Regions from separate parts of the Homo sapiens genome. Here region 2 is linked to region 1. Evidence: read pairs that join two places in POLR2A ChIA-PET (ENCODE). Cell type or tissue: OCI-LY7. All regions are shown on one strand.

The links. ChIA-PET counts read pairs that join two places held together with the same protein. Peaks named below come from ENCODE experiments on the same cell type or tissue, not always from the same donor. Only the 100,000 strongest peaks of a DNase experiment are listed, where the experiment ranks them.
Region 2: POLR2A ChIA-PET joins it to region 1 with 5 read pairs; 1 of 35 experiments calls an interaction of 5 or more read pairs at or near these places.

Annotation. Positions count from the first base shown.
Region 1 is chr4:113,615,432-113,620,431 of GRCh38, reverse strand. All of the region lies in intron 3 of CAMK2D (calcium/calmodulin dependent protein kinase II delta), which reads left to right. Among named protein-coding and RNA genes, the nearest start is that of CAMK2D, 140 kb to the left of the region's middle. In OCI-LY7, no CTCF peak of the experiment used is centred here; DNase peaks (open chromatin) are centred at 211 and 2,021; H3K27ac peaks cover 2,439 bases.
Region 2 is chr4:113,674,829-113,679,828 of GRCh38, reverse strand. All of the region lies in intron 2 of CAMK2D (calcium/calmodulin dependent protein kinase II delta), which reads left to right. Among named protein-coding and RNA genes, the nearest start is that of CAMK2D, 84 kb to the left of the region's middle. In OCI-LY7, no CTCF peak of the experiment used is centred here; a DNase peak (open chromatin) is centred at 2,298; H3K4me3 peaks cover 984 bases; H3K27ac peaks cover 2,124 bases.

The DNA.
Region 1 (5,000 bases):
GAGAAAGTTGCCAACTTTTCACACTTTTCATTAGTTTTCTTTTTCCCTTTAATTGTACAATAATAAGTCTAGTATCATAATATTTGCAAACTGCCCCCTGTTCTCTAATAATCTCTGTTCATTTATTGTTGTGCTGACTGCAGTCTGACTCTCGAGTGAGCTGCTTTATCTGCAGCACCTGGAGGTGTTGGCTGTTTTCTTGGGCCTCTACACACCACAGAACCAAGGGATGGACAGATGTTTTCTCGCTCTTCACTGCTTTTATAAGACCATAGTTAACACCTCCTCCTTCAATATCCCCTACCTCCATCCTTACCCAACCCTATCTTTGAGAAACACATTTTTAGATTATAACATCCTACATTCTTAGTGCAGCAGTTTTCTATCATTCTCTTGGTGATTCCCATCATTTGTTGTATTATATAGTAACTGACTTACTACGTTCTCTCCTTTCCACTTCTGCCATCATTCTTCATGGCTTTACTTAGCCACATAGATTATGCATGCCAAACTCCGGCCTCTCAGCACCTATATTCTCTCTTTCAGCAATCTTACCCTCTACTCCAGCGGTCAACAGACTTTTTCTGTAAAGGGGTTTGTATTTTCAGTTTTCTGGACATGTCTTAGTTGCAATTATTAAACAATGAAATCCTAGCTTTATACCAACATGGATAATACGTAAACAAATTGATGTGGCTATGTTCCAAAAAAAAATCTGTATTTACAAAAATGAATACTCTGAAAAGCTGCTTAGGGACTTAAAACAGATGAGGCCATGAGCCATGTGAATATCGGGGAAATAATTCCAGGCAGAGGAAACATCAAGTGCAAAGGCTCTGAGACAGGAGCTTGCCTGGAGTTCTCCAGAAGCAGCAAGGATGCCAATGAAGTTGGAGTGCAATGGGCCAGGGATGAGTAGTAGGAGAGGTTAGGGGGATAATGAGGGTGGAGCGAGGGACCTTTTAGGCCATGAATGGAATTTGGGCTCTTACTCAGAGACAGTAAGTGGAGAGCCATTGGAGGATTCTGAACCTAAGGACAATAATCAGATTTAAGTTTTAACAGGATTGTTCTGGCTGCTGTGGTAAAGACAGTGAGAGGGCAGGGTAGAAACACAGAAATGAGATAGGAGGCTACTGGACTTGCCATAGATCAGGCTTGTAACAGTAGAGGAGATGAAAAGTGGTCAGATTTTCTATATATGTATGTATATTCCATCTCACCCTATTATATTTAGAAGGATTTGCTTTCAGATTAGATTTTGCTTTCACAGAAAGGGTCAAGAATTACCTTGGGGTTTTTATGAGCAACTGGAAAGATGGAAGACCATGGATGAAGCAGGTTTTAGGGGGACGATCACGAGTTCTTTGAGCTTGTTTGGTTTGAGATGTCTATGAGATAAGTGAAACAAGCAAATGCACCACACGTTTGAGATGTCTGACATTCATTATAACTTCCTTGATTTCATGATAAATAGATAATTATTCTTTACTTTAGAAACATCATTGACCTAGGCTGAACTAACTGTTCTCTCGAAGGCTTAGATAAAAATATATTAGGTGCCTGATAGATGCAGACTGGTGCCTGCAGCTATATTTACTAGTATTCTTCATTATTCCCATGGCATCTAATTCATGAGCAAGTTCATAAATAACTCCCATGTTTTTCCCAGATTGTGAGCCTAAGATTACAGAATGTATTTTTCATGTACTTCTTTTGCATGTATTATCCAGGAGAAATAAACTGATATTTTAAGTGCTTTCATCATAAAAATAGATATATAGAGGCAAATGTTATTGGATAATATAATATTATAGTACAATATGTCTACAAGCCAGTTATATTGCATTTCTTAACATGTATTAGGATTTTAAACTCACAGATTTCCTGCTTATAGGACATATCAACTTTGGAAAAATGCAATAAATGAATTTTCAAAAAAGGAATTGAAAGATGAGAGCATTTGGGCTAATGAGTCTCTAGGGAAAATACAGTTGCAAGTGTTAAGATAATATGGTAGTAAGTTACAAAGAGAAGATGATCTAATAAGATTTTCCATTTACTATTCTCCAGGGGCTAGTGTTATAAAAGCAGCTCATCTGCTCGGTTAATTTTTTGAAGAGCATATTTTTGGTTTGGCAAGATAAATGTTCTATGTTTTCTCTCTAGTTATTCATTAAAAACAATTCCAAAATAAAATGAAGTATGTTTTAAACTTTAACTCGAGAGTGTTGAAGAGAGAAAACTCTTACACTTAGAGAATCATATTCAGCTTTGTATTGGTAATTACTGTATTGTTTATTTCCTATACTATTTATTAGCCATATTCATCCAGGAATGTAGAAATGTAAAAACTTAGAAAGGATCTTATAGGATCTTCTTAAAGGATCATCTAATCCAGTGCTTATCAAGTATTACTTACTGTGAGCTAGAGTATAAAAAATGTTTTATATCATGGCCCAGTGTATATTTTATATATATATATGTGTGTGTGTCTGTGTGTTGTGTGAGTGTGTGTGTATGACCCAAGCAAAAGTTTCACAAAGCAATAGTTACCTTTAATGTGAAATATACTTCACCATGTTTGATTTTATTCTTGTTATTTTTTATCTCCTTTAAAAATTGTTTCTTCTAGCCAGGAATGGTGGTGTTTGTGTAATCCCAGCTATTCTGGAGGCTGAGGTAGGAGGATTGCTTGAACCAGGCATTCAAGAGGCCAGCCTCAGCAACATAGCAAGACCCCATTTCAAATTAAGAACAAAAAAAATTGTTCTGTTTTTCCTTACAGAAGTAACAACTCTTCATCAGCAAGGGATGTGCCTTCTCAGGAATACCTTTGCTTTTCCCATATATTGTCTGTCTTCCCTTACTTCTCCCATAATCATCAAAATTTCTGATAAGGTTCAGAGAGTACAGTAAGATAGACCACGACAGATGTCTCTCTTCTTTTTTGATTTTTTTTTTTTTTTAAGACAGGGTATCACTCTGTTGCTCAGTCTGGAGTACAGTGGCGATTTCTCAGCTCACCACAACCTCCGCTGCCCTGGTTCAAGCGATTCTCCTGCCTCAGCCTCATGAGTAGCTAGGACTACAGGCATGGGTGACCACACCCAGCTAATTTTTTGTAATAGAGACAGGGTCTCACCATGTTGCCCAGGCTGGTCTCAAACTCCTGACCTCAAGTGATCTGCCTGCCTCAGCCTCCCAAAATACTGGGATTACAGGCGTAAGTCACCGCACCCAGCCCTTTTTTAATATTCCTAATGGCTAAGGATATTGATGAGAGATCACTGACTAACTTGCAATACATAGTGGAAGATAGAATAACAAAAACATAAGGCAAGAAGAAAGGAAAGTTGGAATCACCAATCAAAATTCATAAAACAAATGATATTAATGCAAAATTTAAAGAGGGAAGGAAGATTTTTCTATATAAATGACTATTGTTTCAATACTCTTGAAATGAGTATCAACTTTTCCAAGAAATGAAATTACCTTTTTAGAAAACAAAATAAGCAGAATGGAATTATTCAATTAAAATATACAACAGGATAATCTCAAATTATTTTTCAAAGAAAACAAAGAATGTTTCCAGATATTACTAAATCTATTATTTACTTTACCCTTAAATTTATGTTTTTATTAAAAATGAGCAGGACAGAGTATTACATGAATTACCTATTTACTTTTATATTGTTTTAGTCTTCTCTGAGCTTCTATATTTAGCCATTGATGACGTTTTTCTTTCAAGCAAAAGAACTGATTGTTCTTTCATGCTGTTTGTAGTGTCATGTGATAGATGTGGCTGATACCCATACAGTCAACAGTTACTGATCATATCTCCCACTTTCTAATTTCTTCCCAGGTTGAAATTCTCCCAGGTAATAACTATTTTGACCCATCAGAAACCCAGTTGGATTATCTAGGCTTCTAATTAGTGCTGGCTTATAAAAGGCATAATGATTTCTTCTAGTCAGTACTGAATGCTATTATACTAATCTGATCCTGTAGATATTGAAGATAATCTAAACTTGGCTTTTAATCTTGAATCAGGAGTGGGGTGAGGATTTGGGAATAAGGATGGAGACCATAGTCACCAGAGTTGATATGCTTTGACCTTCAGGACTTATCTTGGGATCCAGTAACTTTCTTTGTGTACTTTTAGAATAGTTTTTAAAGTAATATGGATGGCATTCCCTATGAAGTTTTCATATAATAATTACATTTGATTATTTTAAAAAGTTAATTTTCATTCCTATTAAGTGTAAGCAGTCAATTGCTTTGAAATATAATTTAATTTTAGTTGATATTAAGTTTACAAGGTAGATTTTTTGTCATTACAGGAAGAATATCTGAAATTTTACTATAATTTTTCAATTTCTGATATAGAAATTAATTTTAACTTTTGAGTGATGAATAATTACTTATTTGGCATTTATAAATGGGGCATATTGCTAAATAGTTTTTCAAAAATACATATCCCTTATGTAACTTTATGTGTTCAAATAGCTAAAATTAGAACAGATTGTGGCTTCTAAGCCTGACCACTTCATTTGTTTGCCTTAGCCAGCTAATCAAACTCCCAATTTTTTATGCTCAAATGTTAAAGTTTCATGTTAAAACAAGTAAAAAAAGACAAAGTATAAATGCTATGTAGGACTCTTGACCTTAATAACAACATAAAAATTAATATGTATCTATACCTGTCTATATTTCTATTCAGTGTTTTAAAAATGAACATCTCTATTTCAAAAAAACAGCATATATTTTTTCTAATGTACTCAAGTTAATATATTTTATACTGGGAAAATGAAAATCAAATGGTGTCATTTTATTAACTGTATTACTTGTGTTATAGGAAATACTTTTTAAAAAACCACATAGAGAGATTTGGCTTCACTTTTCTAGAAGTGTTAGTTTGATTTTGAACTTAGTTTTCAGTGCTTTTGTGTTTTCTATTTGAAAAGTTTTCTCTCTAGAAGTGAGCAGCTTTGTCATAA
Region 2 (5,000 bases), 59 kb before region 1:
TAAATAGTTTAGATTTGCTTATCTTTGTCTTAAGAAAACTAGTAAGTCTGACACCTACTATGAAGTTGATCTGATAAAGTAAGTTGTATGCTGCGTATTTCCAAATTAGATTTCCTATTGTAATGGAGGGCTAGTATTTCTTTATTTGTTCTTTAATTCACAGTTTACATTTAGAAGTTTTGCTTAAAATTATTTTATGTTCTGAAATCAGAGTCGTCAAAACTCAATTCAGCGTTTTTAAAAATTTGCTTTTTCTCTACCCATGGTTAAGGGATATGACTTACTATTTCTGTGGGTTTCTTTTACATGTTATTATTGATTTTTAAAATCAGGACAGAAAAAGCAGAGACTGGAGAATATGTGGCTGGAATATATGATGGACATCTAGGGAAGAATTAAGAAAGAAAAGAAAATGGCTGGGGAGAGGCAAGTATTTAAAAAACAACCGCATGTGTTAGTAGAGAAGAGGATAAGAGTCTAAATTTTGACATACGTGTATTAGTAAACCTAAGCTACTTTTGACTTTGCACACTGTTTATTTATGTTGTGGTCACAGAGTTAATTATATCTGTTAGAACAAGCCTTTGAAAGTTTAATGAGCTCTTTAGCATTAACAACCTTTCATATTTCCTTATTTTTTTTTCACCTTTCCATTCATCCATCTTAAATTTTGCAGCTCTTAACAATGTTATTGCACTAGAACCCCAGAGCAGCATTAGGTGAGTGGAATGTGTTCCAGGGTTAAAATAAAAACAAGGCACAGTACATAGTGTGTTATTCCTATTACATAAAGTATTATATAAAAACAAGCTAAATTTCTGCTATTAGAAATCAGAATAGTGGTTATTCTGGTGTGGAGGTAGGGGCAGGGAGTAGGAGAGGCTTCTGGGTGCTGGTTATGGCACCCAGATCTGTTTCTTGATCTGTGTGCTGATCACATGTGTGTTCATTTTATGAAAGATCATTGTGCAATATACTCATGACATCTGCAGTTTTCTGTCTTTGTATTTTATACTTAAATATTCAAAAAATTGGGTGAAGGAAATGCCTGTGGGCTGGATTTACTTTGCTTCACTTAGACCTTTAAGAATCACAGAACCACAGCTAGTTAGATTTAAGTTCTAGTCTTCTACAACACTGTAGGGTTTAGAGTAACTATAGTTAATAATTTATTATATATTTTCAAATAGCTACAAGAGAGGATTTTGTATGTTCCCGACATAAACAGATGACAAATGATTGAGGTGATGGATATGCTAATTACCCTAATTTGATCATTATACATTGTATGCAGGTATCAAATATCACTTGATACCCCAATTATTATAATATGTGTCAACTAAAATTTAAAAACTAAAAAAAAAAAAATCACAGAACCAACTATAAAATCACAGAAATGGAAAAGGTCTTAGTTTAGCCCACTGATGTCACGAAGAGAATAGATGCCTAAAAGGCTTTGAAGTCTTGCAAGGATCCTAGGGAACGATGATTTCATGTCTTACAGCTGAGGAAACTAATGTCAGTAAGGTTAGGTCCATTGCCCAGGGTCTCACCAGAGCCTGCTAAAGAGCTCTCAGATCCACCTTTCTCTGCTGTTCAGCTTCTTTCTACTGTGTGGCTTAGCCTGTCTCCTAATAGCAGCTTCTTCATAGAACTATTCTTATTAAAAACGGGGCTTGAGTTAACCTAGCTTATGAGGATTTCTAATGACAACTCTTACAAAAAGGGTATTTTTCATTTAACTTGTAGGCAGCCTGATTTTCAGCTGACCAGAACAATCAAATTATAAAATATTCTAGTTATTTGAGATGTTACCATAGATAGCTTTAAAAAATCTTTATTTTCATGACATTTATTTTATCACATAGCTATTATTGCATAGTTTCGCTTGATCTCTGAAGCTTTATCAAGATGCTACTAGATACTATCCTATGCATATTTTCCACTTAACACAAGTATGATATCCCCTTTAGATTTATATGTATTCTGCTACCATGAAAAGCCATTTTTTTCCTCTGTATACATGAGATTATTTTTACTTGACTGACTTATCTCTTTAATTCATTGCCTGTCATTCAGCTCATATCATATATATCACATATATGAGATTGATAACCTAATAAATAATCCCATTTTTGTCAATCCAGTAATCATTGAATTTACTAGAATCTACTCAGTTCTTATCCAAGGGCCACTACTGACATGGGCCTTCTTATTTAGATGGTATTGCATCGCTTGACTCTTAGAGAAGGCTCTGGATGATTGACAGATTATCCTCATGTCTGACGGAAGTAAGACGAGCAAGTTCCTTCAAGAAGGAAGTAAGCCAAGTTGTATCAGATATAGTCTCCATTCTGTTACTTTCACTTTCCTGTTGATACCCCTTCTTCCTGTTTATTCTGAATGCATTTAATAAATATTTACGAGTATTTGCTGTAGATCATACACTGTCTTAGGAGCTGGTATAAAATGGTGAAACAAAAAAAATCAACATAGATCCTGCTGTCTTGGGCCTTATTTTGTTAGAGACAGAGCATTAAAAAAAATCTTTCAGCTAAATAGAAATCACAAATGGGTCAAGTATAATATAGAGGTGGAATTTGTGCTATGTATGTGAGCCAATGGTAGGGAGTCTGAGCACATTAGGAATGGCTTCCTTGAAGAAAAGATACTTGCTTTAGGATATAAAGAATGAATAGACAGACATAAATCAGACAGAGGAGCGATTAGTATTCCAGCAGCCAGGATAGCATGCACAAAGGTTCTAAAGGCAACCCAATAGTGTAGGGGAGTGAGGCTGAATTTTAGCTCTTCGCCTTTAGGGTTTTTTCTGGCTAGGCCTAAGAATTAAATTGACATAGGACAGATTAACAGGAGAAAAGCACAGGAATTGATTTAATACAACTTTTACAAAGCAGTGGGAGTCCTCATGAAGAAATGAAGACCCAGAGAAACAATTAGAGTGAATCAGTTATAGATTGAATTGGACAAAGAATAGTAAGTTGTGAAAAAGCAACTAAATTATGTGGAGAGGCTTAAGAGACAAGAGCTATTTTAGCAAGGTCTGTACAGAATTTTCTTTGGCTCAAATTTCCATCCTTGATGATAAGAATGTTGCTTTCCTTCTGGTATAGGGAGAGGACCTTTCAGTGTTCCTGCTTTTAAGAAACAGAAAGGAGGCCAGAATGATCTTGTACCTGCTGTTTTTCAAGTACCTTTAATTCACAATAGTCATTATGCCAGAATGGTATATTTTTAACTCCTTCAATGGCACATTTGAGGAACTCAAAGAAGGCCAGCATGACAGGGTCAAAGAGTGCATAGAGTTGTGTGGAGCAAAGTAAATAAAGTGACTTATGGATTGGGAACAGTGGAGGAGTCAGTGGACTGGTATTCCTGATGGTTTGAAAAAAAAGCCACTCTAGGAGACACTGAATAATCTAGAAAATGGGCAGTTTATGGCCAGCAACTGTGATTTTTAACTCCCTGATTCTGGAGGAGGATGGCCAAGTTTCAAGGAATGACTGCGAGAGTGGTGACTGAAATCGAGTGGAAATGAAGACCACTGGAGACAGGGAGGTCAAGGAACTGACAGGCTGAGTGTTGAACCAGTTATCCTTGTGTCTGTTGAAATAGCCCAGAATGTTGGCAAACTTTCAGTGAAGTAGAAGACTGGATAGATGCCAAGTCTTTAATACATAAAGTGGGTTGAATGGTGGTGGGGAAAGAGAACCACTTAGTGTGCCCAGTAAACATTTCATAAGATTTGAATGGTTTGTATGATAGAGATAAAGTTTCTAGATTTTCAATGTTATATTTTCCCAATTGTTCATTATATTTTGGCCATTATACAGATATATGAAAATCTGAACTAAAGGAGTTTCCTCATCTGGCTTGCATATTTCAAGATGATAGGAATTGTGTCATAATCACTGGTATAGAAGCTGTACAGATCTTGGCTTACCCAAAGACAAGTGGTAGCTGTGAATGAATAAAGCATAGGGATAAATTATGAATGAAGAAAATAGTGCATCAGCTCTATTAGATGGAAGGTGTTATTATTTTTAATTTTATGCACATGTGCAAATTTTATGAACTTTACATGGAATTTTACCTCTCTGACTACAATTACCTTTGCATCTACATTAATTACATAGTAGTCGCATGTTTTTTTTTTCTTTCAGAGATGAACTTTTTAATCAGAATACTTACTTTTCCTCTGATTCCATGGGAACTTTACCATTTATACTAACTTTTTGTGGAACCAATGAGTTAGATCCTTTTGACAGAAATTGCACGGAGGGGCATTCTCTGATATGGGGATACATCTTGTCTGGAAAGGATCTTCCCCTGTCTGCACCTCCATTCATGTTTGTAAACTTTTATCATTCTCCATTTGTTTATCTGGCTAGTGAGCAATCTCTCTGTACCAATAATTGCCTAAGGGATTTAACCAGCTTATGAAAGTATGTAAGTTATGATTTTTAAAGATGAAAGCAATATGTTATATATATGCCTAGGAAAAGACTGGCAAGACATTCATCAAAATGTAAATAGTGGTATATCTAGGTAGTGGGGTAGTTTTATATCATATTTATTTCTTTAAGCTGAAATATACATGTTTTTCAGTGAGAATCTATCATGTTTTACAATGAGATTTTTAAAGCCAATATTAAGGTGAAAGGAAAAGGTAAAACAAGGGTAGGGGAAAAGTCAGGAATTAGGCTATGTGAAAAGAAGAGTTTCTTTTTCTATTGTGTAGAAGATAGGTAAGTTGTCAAAGATGGAATATGCACGCATGGATGTTAGCAGTATGTTTAATTCTACTGCAAGAAGCTAATGCATGATGCTCTCTTCAGAGGCTTCTGGTCACAGTCCCTTATTTCCAGGTCACTTGGCAGAATTCCTAGAGTCTCAAGTTTTAAGGAGCAAATAGTAGAAGTTCCTCCTTAGTGCCTCTGTTGTTTATTCTCTCGGGGGGAGTAGTCATTGATTTCTGT